2 separate regions of the Homo sapiens genome follow, and region 2 is linked to region 1. The links are chromatin contacts, found by Hi-C in ENCODE. All regions are on one chromosome and are shown on one strand. The core of a region is the stretch at or near the end of the contact, and the rest is flanking DNA. Distances in the headings are between cores, read along the strand shown.

The links. Hi-C counts contacts between places; a loop is a spot of excess contacts on that map. Pooled maps may share reads with other maps.
Region 2: a map with no recorded cell type shows a loop between it and region 1 (12-fold over the local background). The contact joins two enhancer-like sites. A Hi-C loop is called at or near these places in 2 of 37 single-sample maps with no recorded cell type and 3 of 50 pooled maps.

The regions. Positions count from the first base shown.
Region 1 is chr4:38,302,477-38,308,880 of GRCh38, forward strand. No RefSeq gene overlaps it. Among named protein-coding and RNA genes, the nearest start is that of LINC02513, 61 kb to the right of the region's middle. RefSeq lists an enhancer at 5,621-5,790. Within about 2 kb of position 4,100, at least 3 of the 41 ENCODE cell types and tissues checked have a DNase peak (open chromatin) inside an H3K27ac peak, as active enhancers do.
Region 2 is chr4:40,987,557-40,993,960 of GRCh38, forward strand. The region is part of intron 6 of APBB2 (amyloid beta precursor protein binding family B member 2); the gene reads right to left. It also overlaps the pseudogene RNA5SP160. Among named protein-coding and RNA genes, the nearest start is that of APBB2, 220 kb to the right of the region's middle. RefSeq lists a silencer at 3,557-3,626. Within about 2 kb of position 3,140, at least 9 of the 41 ENCODE cell types and tissues checked have a DNase peak (open chromatin) inside an H3K27ac peak, as active enhancers do.

The DNA of each region.
Region 1 (6,404 bases), core at 2,850-5,349:
CAGATAAAACATTTGATAAGATTCACCATCTTTTTATTATAAAAACTCACAACAAATTAGGCATAGTAGGAATTAACTCAACATAATAAAGGGTATATATGACAAGCCCAAAACTAACATCAGAATCAATGGTGAAAAGCTGAAAGCTTTTCCTGTAAGATCAGGAAGATGAAAACAAGGCCCACACTTGCCACTTGTATTGAATATAGTACTGGCAGTCCTAGCCAGAACATTCAGGCACAAAAATGAAACAAAAGGCATCCAAATATTAATAGGAAAGGAAGAAATAAAATTGTCTCTGGAGATGGAATAATCTTATATGTAGAAAACTGTACCAAAAACTCTATTAGAACTAATAAACTTTATAAAGTTGCAGGATACAAAAATCAGCTGCTTTATTTATTTATTTAAACCTTTGTTTTACATTCAGGGGTAGCTCCTCTCTGCTAGGCAAGTTGTCTCAACAAGTGTTCGCTCCCAGCAGGGAGGGTAGCTCCTCTCTGCAGCTGGTTGCCCCATTGTCTGTTCCAGCTCTCAAAAGAAAGGGTAGCTCCTCTCTGCAGCGGGTTGTCCTGTCATCTGTAGCTCTCAGCAGAGAGGAGGCTCTGGAGTGGGTAGCTCATCTCTGCAGCCAGTCATCCTCTATCTCCTGCTCTCAGCAGAGAAGAGGCCCTGGGGTTGGTAGCTCCTTTCTGCAGCCAGCCATCCTGAAGTCTGCTCAGCTCTGGCTGAGCCTGGGGCTTTTATGGGCCTTAGAGGGGAGGAAGTGCAGGCCAACTGGTCCATGGGTGGCCATGGGCAGTCCTGGAAAAGGCACCACAAGTTCCCACTCTGGTCCATGGGACTGGCAGCTTGGCCCCAGCCTTCAGGCCCTCCCTGCCCTCAGCTCCCCCTATAGTTTCCTTACTATGCTCACAGACCCCCCAAACCTGGAGGGGGCCAAGGTGGCAGGGGGCTGGTGTGTCAGCACTGCCCTGAGTGTTTGCACACCTGGCTGGGCTGTGACAGTGCCTGGGCTCAGTCTCAACTTTGTTCCAAGATCACAGTGGGCACTGACAGCAAGGAGAAGCTAGGCAGTGGAAGCAGGCATTTATAAGCCTGTGAAGGTGGGGTGTGGGTCCTTCCTGGGCCCCCAAGAGTACAGGGATGCCTGGGTCCACTACTGAAATTTGGGCAGCTGCAACTGTGCCAGGGGCAGGGCTCCTGCCTGCTCCATGGAGCAGGAGGTCCAGGTCTGCAGCTGCAGTTTGAACGGCTGCAGCTGCACCTGAAAGAGTGGGACTCCCGCCTGCTCCTGGACCATGAGAGCACAGGGATGCCTGGGTTCACAGCCATATCTTGGGTGGCTGCAGTGGCTCCCAGAGAACTCCTGCCCCAACTTGAAAGGGATGGGGCTCCCACTTATCCCTGGCTCCTGCCCACTCTGTGGAGCATGCAGCCCCCTGCTGCACCTCCCTGCTGCAGCCAGTGTGATGGCAGCGGTTGCTCCAGATGGCCCACTGTTGCCATCAATCTCAATTACATGTGGATTCTAAAAGTCAAATTCATAAAATAGAGATTAGAATGGTGATTTCCAAGGTCTGGAGGGTGGAGAGGGAGGGAAATGGGGGGATGTTTGGCAAAGGGTAAAAGGTTTCAGTTATGCAGGATGAATAAGTTCTAGAGATATTATATACAGCATGGTGATTATAGTTAATATTACTGTAGAATATACATGCAATTTGCTAAGAGAATAGCTCTTAAATATTCTCACCACATACAAAAAAATGGTAACTTATATGAGATGATGGATATGTTAATCAGCTTGTGGTAATCATTTCACAATATACATGTATATCAAGACATTACATTGTCCATCTTAAATATATACAATTTTTATTTTGTCAATTATATGTCAATAGAGAACCCATCCCCCAAAATTTGTGGTTTAGAGTTAGTATGAATAATGCCAATGGGTTTTCAGTTCATAAAAGAGTGATCTGCTGACAAAAGAATGAGGGGAGCAAGTTTTAGGAGATGTGTTGACTGAGGAAGTTTCTTCAGAAGGAGCTGCTGTATATTCCATTATGTTTTTTATTCTCTGTTTGATCTTGCTGTCCTGTGGAACTTTGATGTAATTAGGAAACACATTCCTCAGGTTAAATGTGAATAGGATGGGATGGTCTGTGAATGTGCGGGCGCATGGTGTGGGACTGGCGGGCAGCTCCGCCTGCGGACCTGGTGTGGGATCCAGTAGGTGAAGCCAGCTGGGCTCCTAAGTCTAGTGGAGACTTGGAGAACCTTTATGTCTAGCTAAGGGATTGTAAATACACCAATCAGCACTCTGTGTCTAGCTCAAGGTTTGTAAACACACCAATCAGCACCCTGTGTCTAGCTCAAAGTTTGTAAACGCACCCATCAGTGCTCTGTGTCTAGCTAATCCAGTGGGGACTTGGAGAACTTTTGTGTCTAGCTCAGGGATTGTAAATGCACCAATCAGTACCCTGTCAAAACAGACCAATCAGCTCTCTGTAAAATGGACCAATCAGCAGGATGTGGGTAGGCCCAGATAAGAGAATAAAAGCAGGCTGCCCAAGCCAGCAGTGGCAACCCACTCGGGTCCCCTTCCACACTGTGGAAGCTTTGTTCTTTCGCTCTTTGCAATAAATCTTGCTGCTGTTCACTCTTTGGGTCCGCATTGCCTTTATGAGCTGTAACACTCACTGCGAAGGTCTGCAGCTTCACTCCTGAGGCCAGTGAGACCAGGAACCCACCGGGAGGAATGAACAACTCTGGACGGGAGGAATGAACAACTCCAGAGGTGCTGCCTTAAGCGCTGTAACACTCACTGCGAAGGTCTGCAGCTTCACTCCTGAAGCCAGCAAGACCACAAACCCACCAGAAGGAAGAAACTCCGAACATGTCCGAACATCAGAATGAACAAACTCTGGACACACCATCTTTAAGAACTGTAACACTCACCGCGAGGGTCCATGGCTTCATTCTTGAAGTCAGTGAGACCAAGAACCCACCAATTCCGGACGCAAATGTACTAGTATGAGGGACATCATTACATTTAAGGAGCCTGGGAACACGGTTCTCAGGCTTTCGGTTTGGTTGTTCTGCACAATTTTTTTTTTTTTTTTGAGACAGAGTCTCACTCTGTCACCCAGGCTGGAGTGCAGTGGCACGATCTTGGCTCACTGCAAGCTCTGCCTCCCAGGTTCACACCATTCTCCTGCCTCAGCCTCCCAAGTAGCTGGGACTACAGGCACCTGACACCGCACTCAGCTAATCTGGTTTTTGTATTTTTATTAGAGATGGGGTTTCACCGTGTTAGCCAGGTTGGTCTTGATCTCCTGACCTCATGATCCACCCGCCTCGGCCTCCCAAAGTGCTGGGATTACAGGCGTGAGCCACCACCCCTGGCCTCTTCTGCACAATTTTTTAAGTGGGGGGACTCTTTTGAAAGGACTTCAGGCTGAGACTTCTGAAAGCATGTAGTGAAGGGCTGAGGGACAAGACCAGAAGGTGGGGCCTAGCCAAGGCTTTGTACTCGCATTCTTACACTCTCCTGCCATTGTCCCTGTGATGAAATGAGCTTCATACATATAGTTTGCTTGAAAATACACCTCATGGGCCAGGTGCAGTGGCTCATGCCTGTAATACCAACACTCAAGCCTTTGGAAGGCTGAGGCAGGTGGATCACTTTGAGGTCAGGAGTTCGAGACCAGCCTGGGCAACATGGTGAAACCCTGTCTCTACTAAAAACACAAAAATTAGCCAGACATGGTGGCACATTCCTATAATCCCAGCTACTTGGGAGTCTGAGGCAGGAGAATCGCTGGAACCCAGGAGGTGGAGGTTGCAGCGAGCCGAGATCACACCACTGCATTCCAGCCTGGGCGACAGAGTGAGACTCCATCTCAAAAAATGTTAAAAAGAAAAGAAAAAACACCCCATGAAGTGTCCTATGATCAAATTTCTGAGACAGAGGAGAGATATGGCATGCTCCATTGTGATTAAAAAAAACGTGGCTTGTAACCTTGGCTTCTCCATCTGTCAAGTGATGACAATCAATGCAGCAATAACTGCACACCTCTCTCACTTCCTCTCTCTTGATCAAGGAAGACTGTGAGAATTAAGAGTTGATCAGAAAGCAAAGTAACAATGATATGTTACAGAGGAGTGAGCTTGCAATGAGATCTGTGAAATTTGGCAAAGCACAGGAAGTGTCCAATTCAGCTAGATTGGATTGGTGCTAAGGCAGTTTGAGCTTGAGGTTGTCCAGAATCCTTTCTGCTAACGAATGCCAACTACAAGGGGAATCCCTGCCTCACCGTTTGCATATAGATTTAGGAGGAAATGCAGATTTGCTCATTTGGTTTCTGTGCAATTTTAGAGTCAAAATGAAACTAGAATGTGAATATTAGAGTATGTGAACCTTCTTAGTATAAAGCTGGATTCCCCTCTGACTTCTGTAGCATTTAGGAAATTGTGCCTTATAATAGCAGCAATCAATAATACATTGTCCTTTCATCAAGTAACAACAATGACTGCTGATGCTCAGATCCTAGTGTTCTGTAGAATCTAGCAACCCATTGTTTGGATACAAGGGTGCATGAATTAACAATATTCACTGCTCATTTTCTTTGTGTTTGCATTCTAGTCTTCTGGAAATGGATTTACTAAAAAAATACTTTCCAAAAAATGAAGTGTTGATTTTTTTTCTTTGTCAGGTAAGAGCCATAATACATGTTCATCATTTTTAAAAAATTGGAATAGGGCCGGGTGCAGTGGCTCGCGCCTGTAATCTCAGCTCTCTGGGAGGCCTGGGCAACATGGAGAGACTGTCTCTACAAAAAATTTAGAAATCAAGTGGGTGTTGTGGCAGGCACCTGTAGTCCCAGCTACTTGGGAGGCTGAGGCAGGAGGATCTCTTGAGCCCAGGAGTTTGAGGTTGCAATGAGCCATGATTGCATCACTGCACTCCAGCCTCGGTGACAGAGAAAGACCCTGCCAGAAAAAAAAAAAAAAAAAAGATGAGAAGGAAGACTATGCAACCCAAACACAATCATTGTTGACTTGTATACAATAGAGTCCCTTAACTCATCTCCACTTAAGGAAACCACTAGATTAATGGATACAACCTCTATTCTATCTGCAAAGTCCTCAGTAGGCTCAAGATGTGACACTGGCATTCTCACAGTGCATCTAAACACATCTCCCACCAGTTGCATGGTCTACTTACCAGGAGTCAGTTTTGTTTGTTCCCAGATGTGTTTATAAAGTTTGCAGTGAAAAAAATATGTAATTAGGAATTATGTAAATGGATGAAAATATAGCAAAGAACATTCTCCCCACCATCACCAAATGCTGTCAGATTAGGTATGGACATGCAACTATAAAAGATTGAGAACAAATCATTAAAATCTAGAAGATTTGTCCTCAGATTGCTTCAAGAGTATCTTTAAGTTCTTGCTACATTCTAAAGAAACTAGAAAATTGTAGTTGATGCATTAAGGATGTGAGACTGAATTGTTAGGTATGAAATACAAAATGAGCGAAGATGCTCCCAAAAACAAAATAACGAAACAAAAATAAAAACCCAACAACAATAAAACTGTAAATCCATGCAATGTTTAATATGTGCCGTGGACTGTTCCAGGCCCTGGAGAAATATTATTCATTTTATTGTCATAAATAATATTGTCATAATTACTCTATGAAGTAGAAAGTAAGTGGTATTGTTATCCCATTTTACAAAGGAGGAAACTGAGGTGCAGCAACATGAAGTTTCTTACCCTGGATTACCCAGCTGGTAAGTAATAGAGCAGACATTTAAACACAGGCAACCTGGTCCTTAGTCCATGACTTCAGCCATTGCCTTATACTAGCCTTTGATTCTACAGCAATCTTTTAAATTTTTGAGTAAAAACTCAATTGATATATGTTTGTATCTTTAAAAACAAATTATTTTGGAAATCCTGAAGCCTGTATAAAAGTAGAGAGGAGAGCGTGATGAGACCCCACTTACCCACTACTCAACCTCAGCAATTATCAACTCATGGCCAATCTTTTATTGTATCTCTCCTCATTCACCTCCTCCTGGCTCTTGAAATATATTAAAACAAATATAAGAAATCATATATTCTCATCCATAAATATTCCAGAATGCATCTCTAAAAGACAAGGACTTCTTTTTATTACACTTGATCTTAGTCAAAAGACCAAGAAGCGATGACAAGGACTTCTTTTAAAAAGCATAGCCATAGCCATAGCTACAACATCACCATCACACCTTAAAAAAGAGAAAAATTCCTGAATTTAATCAAATATCCAGACAGCATTTCAGTTTCTCTGACTGTCTCAAAAACGTTTTGAGGGATTTTCTCCCCAAATAGAATCCAAGTAAGATCACTGTA
Region 2 (6,404 bases), core at 1,890-4,389, 2.7 Mb after region 1:
AATGTATTTAAAATTAGATAGTCATCTTTTCTGCAAAATGAAGGACTGCACACAGTCTCTGTGTGTCTAACTCTCCGAACTAGGACGTGAGAATTCTCATGAGGGTTCTGGTTGATGGCCACAAAATGGAAAAGGCAGAAGAGCTTCGGTAAGTAGATATGTACCATCATGTTTGTGAGTGCCCTGTTTCTAGAACTCTTTTAAACTATAAATGATTCTGTGAGCTATTAAGCCTCTCTCTAAGAATCTAGCAGATTCATCCTAAGCATGTGTTGAATGGTCACCTCTCTAGAATGGAGCAGAAGGGAATTAGAAAGGAGAGAAGGGTAAATAAAAGTTAAGGTCCCTCGAATGCTAAGATTTCATGGTCTTCCACCATATTAAAATGAGATTTTTATATTCAAACATTAGTGTTCACCAGATAAAATTGATCTCTCAAAACCTCGCTGTCCTTGTCTGAAATATACGAATAATTACAAGCAGGATTATTTTGTGAACTAAATGAGATAATGGAAATGATCAGACTGTTCATATGGTGAGAAACAAATGGTCACCATGACTAAGTGACTATGCCCCAAGGATAACTCAAAGCCAATTCTGTCACAAGAATTCCAAAGTCATATCAAAGCCACACACAATCCCAACAGCACCAGATCCAGACTTAACCCAAATGTGTTATTCCCATTGCACTTGTGCTGGAAGTCTTTATTTTGATGCATATGTACTTGAATTCAAGTTAATTAAAGTTTACTACTTCCCAACAACCCACTGTTTTGTTTTAAAATGCCAGGGGCTAGGCCAGGAATGGTGGCTCATGCCCTGTAATCCCAGCACTTTGGGAGGTGGAGGCAGGCGGATCACCTAAGGTCAGGAGTTCGAGACCAGTCTGGCCAAAATGGTGAAACCTTGTCTTTACTAAAAATACAAAAAAATTAGCCAGGCATGGTGGTGGGTGCCTGTAATCCCAGCTACTCGGGAGGCTGAGGCAGGAGAATCACTTGAACCCAGGAGGCGGAGATTGAAGTGAGCCAAGATCGTGCCACTGCACTCCAGCCTGGGCGACAGAGCGAGACTCCGTCTCAAAAAAAAAAAAAAAAAAGACTGTCTCAAAAAAAAAAAAAAGCCAGGGGCTACTATGCGGTATAAATATAATTAATATTACTGTGACGAATGATAAATAAATAATGAGTTTTCATTTGCAATCCAAAGTCTTTTTTTTTTTTGAGACAGAGTCTCACTCACTCTGTCACCCAGGCTGGAGTGCAGTGGCATGATCTTGGCTCACTGCAGCCTCCGCTTCCCGGGTTCAAGCAATTCTCCTGCCTCAGCCTCCCAAGTAGCTGGGATTACTGGTATGCACCACCGCACTCAGATAATTTTTTAGTAGAGACGAGGGTTTCACCATGTTGGCCAGGCTGGTCTTGAACTCCTGACTTCACGTGATCCACCCGCCTTGGTCTCCCAAGAGTGAGGATTACAGGTGTGAGCCACTGCGCCTGGCCCCAGAGTACTTTTTTTCTAGAATTTGCAATGTTCATAAAGTGGGTGAGAAACAAACTGATAACCTAACTCCCTCTTCCACCTCACTTACTGATACACAGTATTAACAGTCTCGTATAGGAGGCAGCTATCCCATGTTGCAATGCCTTGCCTCTTCCTATACTTTTCAGTGGCTTGGTGGCAAAAGGAAAAGCCAAGCAAAGCTCAGAGAGAATCGTTTTCCCCCTCAACTGGTCACTGATCACACTAGATTGAACATGAGAAATGGCTTCCAGAGGTAGATGCCTCCTCTGCAGAAAACGTTCATTTCCTGGGAGCAAAACCAAAATCTCTGCATCTAAAAATCTATGCCTCCCAAAATTATGGGCTTTATGTCACCACTTAGCTTTTGTAAAAACAATGTGCAGATGAGCTTAGAGGAAATCAATAAAATGCAAGAGTTTTTAATTTCCCTTGAGTAGAAGGAGAAACTACATTTTTTTTTTCCCAAATCCATCCCAGATGTGGCCAGTTTTCCAAACTAGCTACCTATTTGCTTTGTTAATTTGCTTGTTTGGTTATTTATTCTCTACTGTACTCCAATAAACAATTTATCATGATGTGCAGAGGTGCATGCACTGCACAGACTGATACAGCCCCCTACTGAGTCCAGGTCTCGCTGTCCCAAGCTTTAAGCTGATCTCTGTGTCATCCGAGCCTCGTCGGAAGGGGAATGTGTTTGTTTAGGGGCAGTGTCGCAGACAACATATTCATAGATTAAATATTGCAAACCAGACTTCCTAATCCAATGGCAGCAAGATAACAATCACTGGGTATTCAGGAAAAGCAACTCTGGGCCTCAAAGAGATCTTCAATAAACTGTCTGCTCAACTGGGAAAGAAAAGAAGAAAACTAAAGAGTACATATAAAACGCTAAAACTTATAGAGAGGAGCCTTTTATTAAATGATACCTGGGTTGCTGCTCCACAAGGGTTCTCAAAAGCGGGAGTGATACAATGTGGAAACCACCCAAGTGTCCATCCATAGATGACTGAATAAGCAAAACGTGGTATATACAGACAGTGGAATATTAATTACTCAGCTTTAAAGTGGAAGGGGTCTATGGCCATAAAACCCTGAACTTGCCAGATCTCATCTGATGTGGGAAGCTAAGCAGGGTCAGGTCTAGTTAGAACTTGGATGGGAGACCACCATGAGAATACCAGGTGCTATAGGCTTTCTCTCTTTCTTCTCTCTCCCTCTCTCTTTCTCCCCTCCCCTCTTGTCTCTCTCTCTCTTTCTCTCTCCAGCTGTTGTTGGACATCAGAAGAATATTCCAGTTGTATCCGGTGTCTACCGTGAAAAAAAGTGTTCTTTTTTGCAAAAGTGCCAGAAAGGAGTGGTGAGATTCATCCCAAGCCAATCATTTCTCATGAAAGACACTGTGCCATAACCGCTTTTCACACACACAAGAAAGGAGAAAGGGAGGAAGGCAGGGAGAAACTCAGCAAACAGCTCAGGATTTCCACAGCCTACCATTCCAAACCTTTCGCACTTCCAGAAGGCTTCTTGATGGAGTTGTGGCAAGCTCATGGGGGAAATGCTTCACCCCAACGTAACCCAGACCAAATATGCCATTGCACAGGAAGTGGGTGCTGAGTCCAAGTGTGTCCATATGAGCAAAGTAACACAGATTAAACAGTGATTCATTTCATACCAAACTGCATCCATCATTTTAAAAACTGTGTCATCATCCTACTCCAAACTGTATGTGGCATCTTCTCTTCCTCTTCTGCCAAGCAGAGCAAAGACTCTAGGTTACAGCTCATGAAGGTGTAAATTGGGTTGATATGCTCTATGGAGGCAAATGGAGGAAAAAGAAAGGAAGGAAACCCTGAATGGGGGTTGGGGGCAGGGAGGGGTAAGATTTACTCTGCTAACTACATAGATTTCTGGTCATTTTGGACTGAGTTTCATTTTTTTTTTTTTTGGAGGCAAGGTTTCACTCTGTTGCCCAGGTTGCAGGGCAGTGGTGCAATCTTGGCTCACTGCAACTTTCGTCTCAGCCTCCTGAGTAGCTGGAACTACAGATGTGTGCCACTACGCATGGCTAATTTTGTTGTGTGTGTGTGTGTTTTGCTTTTTTTTTTTTTTTTTTTTTTGTAGAAATGAGATCTCACCATTTTGCCCAGGCTGGTCTCGAACTCCTGGGCTCAAGAAATCTGCCTGCCTTGGCCTCCCAAAGTGCTAGGATTACAGGTGTGAGCCACCGTGCCTTGCTGGGTTTTGATTTTTAAATTTTTTATTTTGCTTCCTGGTATTGATTTTTAAAAGTCCCCTGGAAAATGCCTTGCATTTAAAAACCCTCACACCCCTTACGATAACCTATTCTGTCCCTAAAATTAAGACTATAACTTTCAAAACACTTTAGATGAAATTGTGCTAGGCCAGAGTAAGTGATCCTATTTATTTTTTTAAAAATATGTATCCAAAAAGTACAGGGGGAAAAAAAACCTATAGTGTTCTAACTATAGCAATTTCCTCCTGCTTTTATCCCTGTGTCTGAAGTGAGGTCATTTTTGTTTGTTTTTGGCAAGTGAACAGAGAAAAGAAGAAAGAAAAACACACACACACACCCTAGACTTTTCACCCCCTCCTCCTAAAACAGACACACTTGTTAATTTACAGCTTTGAAAATCATCTGGGTAGTTCTTCCATAATTCACCATCTTCCTTGGTTTTCTAGGATTTTTTTTAGAACCTTCAGACCCCAGAGGGCATTTCACTTGAAGATGCTACTCGTCTCATCCCTTCAGAAGGTGGGCTGAGGTTTCCTTAAGAATCTTCTATGAGAGTGGTCTGCAATTAGAAAGTTATAACAATTCTACCTGTGAGGGTGTTCTACAATCAGAACACTGCTCTCACTCTCCCTCCTCCTCCCCATCTCTCTCTCTCACACTCACGCACAGACACCACACACACCACACTCACACTGAAATTAAGAGTGAAAACTGTTAAGGCTAAAAATACTACAGAGAGAAAAGCATCTTTGCTAACACTTAATACTCAGAACAACTTTTTGAAAGTGAAAATGACGATGCTTTACCTGACTGATTATCAATGCAGCTGCCTTTTTTGTTTGTTGCTTGTTTTTAAGAGACAGGGTCTCACTCTGTTGCACAAGCTGGAAGCCAGTGGCATAATTATAGCCTTGACCACCTGGGCCCAAGTGACATCCTCTGCCTCAGCCTCCCGAGTAGCTGGTACTAAAGGTGCACGGCACTACACTTAGCTAATTTTATTTATTTATTTATTTTTGGTAGAGATGGGGGGGGGTCTTTCTATGTTGCCCATGCTGGTCTCAAACTCCTAGCCTCAAACTATCCTCCCACCTCAGCCTCCCAAAGCACTGGGATTACAGGTGTGAGCCACTGCACCAGATTGACACAGCTTTTTAGTTCGCTTCAGCAGCTATAGATTTACCTTCTGATGTAGTTAAACAACATTTTAGATACGTGCTGAACAGCAGTCTTGGACACCTCATTAATATGTAGTAAGGAAGAGAGCAAACCAACACTTGGAAAATTGTTCAATGAGGTGTGTGAAATGACTGGATGGAAACGCTGGTAACCCCTGGAAGTAACGCGGGAAGTATGAAGCCAGCGAGCAGGAGTATCACGAGCAGAAGACCGACCCCCGATGTCCAGGCCAGGGAGCTGCACCACCCTCAGGACCCATCACCTTCCTCACCCCTTCAAGTAAGACCGAGGCTCATGGGCAATGACGAACAAGCCAAACCACAGGGCCGGATGGAGATAGGCCGGCCTGCCATGTGCAGGATCTCTACGTTGTGAAACACTGTCTTCCTGCCTACTTGTTCTAGTCTACTCTGCTGCTTATCTGAAGTTATTTTCTGTTTGTGTACACAATCGTAGTCCCTCTTTTACTCTCTCTCTGTGCTTTTCCTTCAGTGGGAGAATTAATTTTCCATACCAGAATATTTATAAAATCCAATTTTTGCTGAGCCCTTACTACATGGCAATCACTACGTTCTGTGCCCCACATGTCTTGTTTCAGTTAATCATCACAACCACCCCACAAGGCAGAGACTATTATTAACCCTATTTGACAGAGGAGGAAACGTATGGTGTTAAGTGACTCAGCCACAATCATCCATTTAGTAATAGCACAGCTGGGATTTAAATATTCAGTGTTCATAGTGCAGTAAAGCTTATGGCACAAATTCCATTTTAGGGACAAGAACAAGAGAAGAGATTTCCAGTAGTTTAATTTCTGGAGCACAGGAGCAATTAAGAACTCTTCTCTCTTTTTTTTTTTTTTTTTTTTTTTTAACAAAAATGTTTTTTGAGACAGGGTTACCCTTTGTCTCCCAGGCTGAAGTGCAGTGGTGTGATCTTGGCTCACTGCAGCCTTGACCTCCGGGGCTCAAGGAGATCCTCCCACCTCAGCTTCCTGAGTAGCTGGGACTACAGGCACGTGCCATCATACCCAGCTAATTTTTTGTTTATTTTTTATAGAGATGAAGTCTCATTATGTTGCCCAGGCTGGTCTCAAACTCCTGGCCTCAAGCAATCCTCCTGCCTCAACCTCCCAAAGTGCTGGGATTACAGCATAAGCCATCATGCCTGGCCACTTCTACTTGATTCTATCAAAAACAAAAGAAAATATTATTTTTTAAAAGAAAATAAATGTTTTCCACGTTTTTCATTAAGGCTGTGATTCTTGTTAAATGTTAGCCAGATCAGTATCCATTATAATAGGAACACAGCACTTCAAACACAACAGAAGGCCCTAACTAAAGCAGTTCCTGTGTCAGAATCTGAGCCATGCTTCTCAAATGATGCATAGAGGAGGAAGTTAAAATGCAGGTTCCTGAGACCCACTACCTGCGTCTGAGTCTGTAAG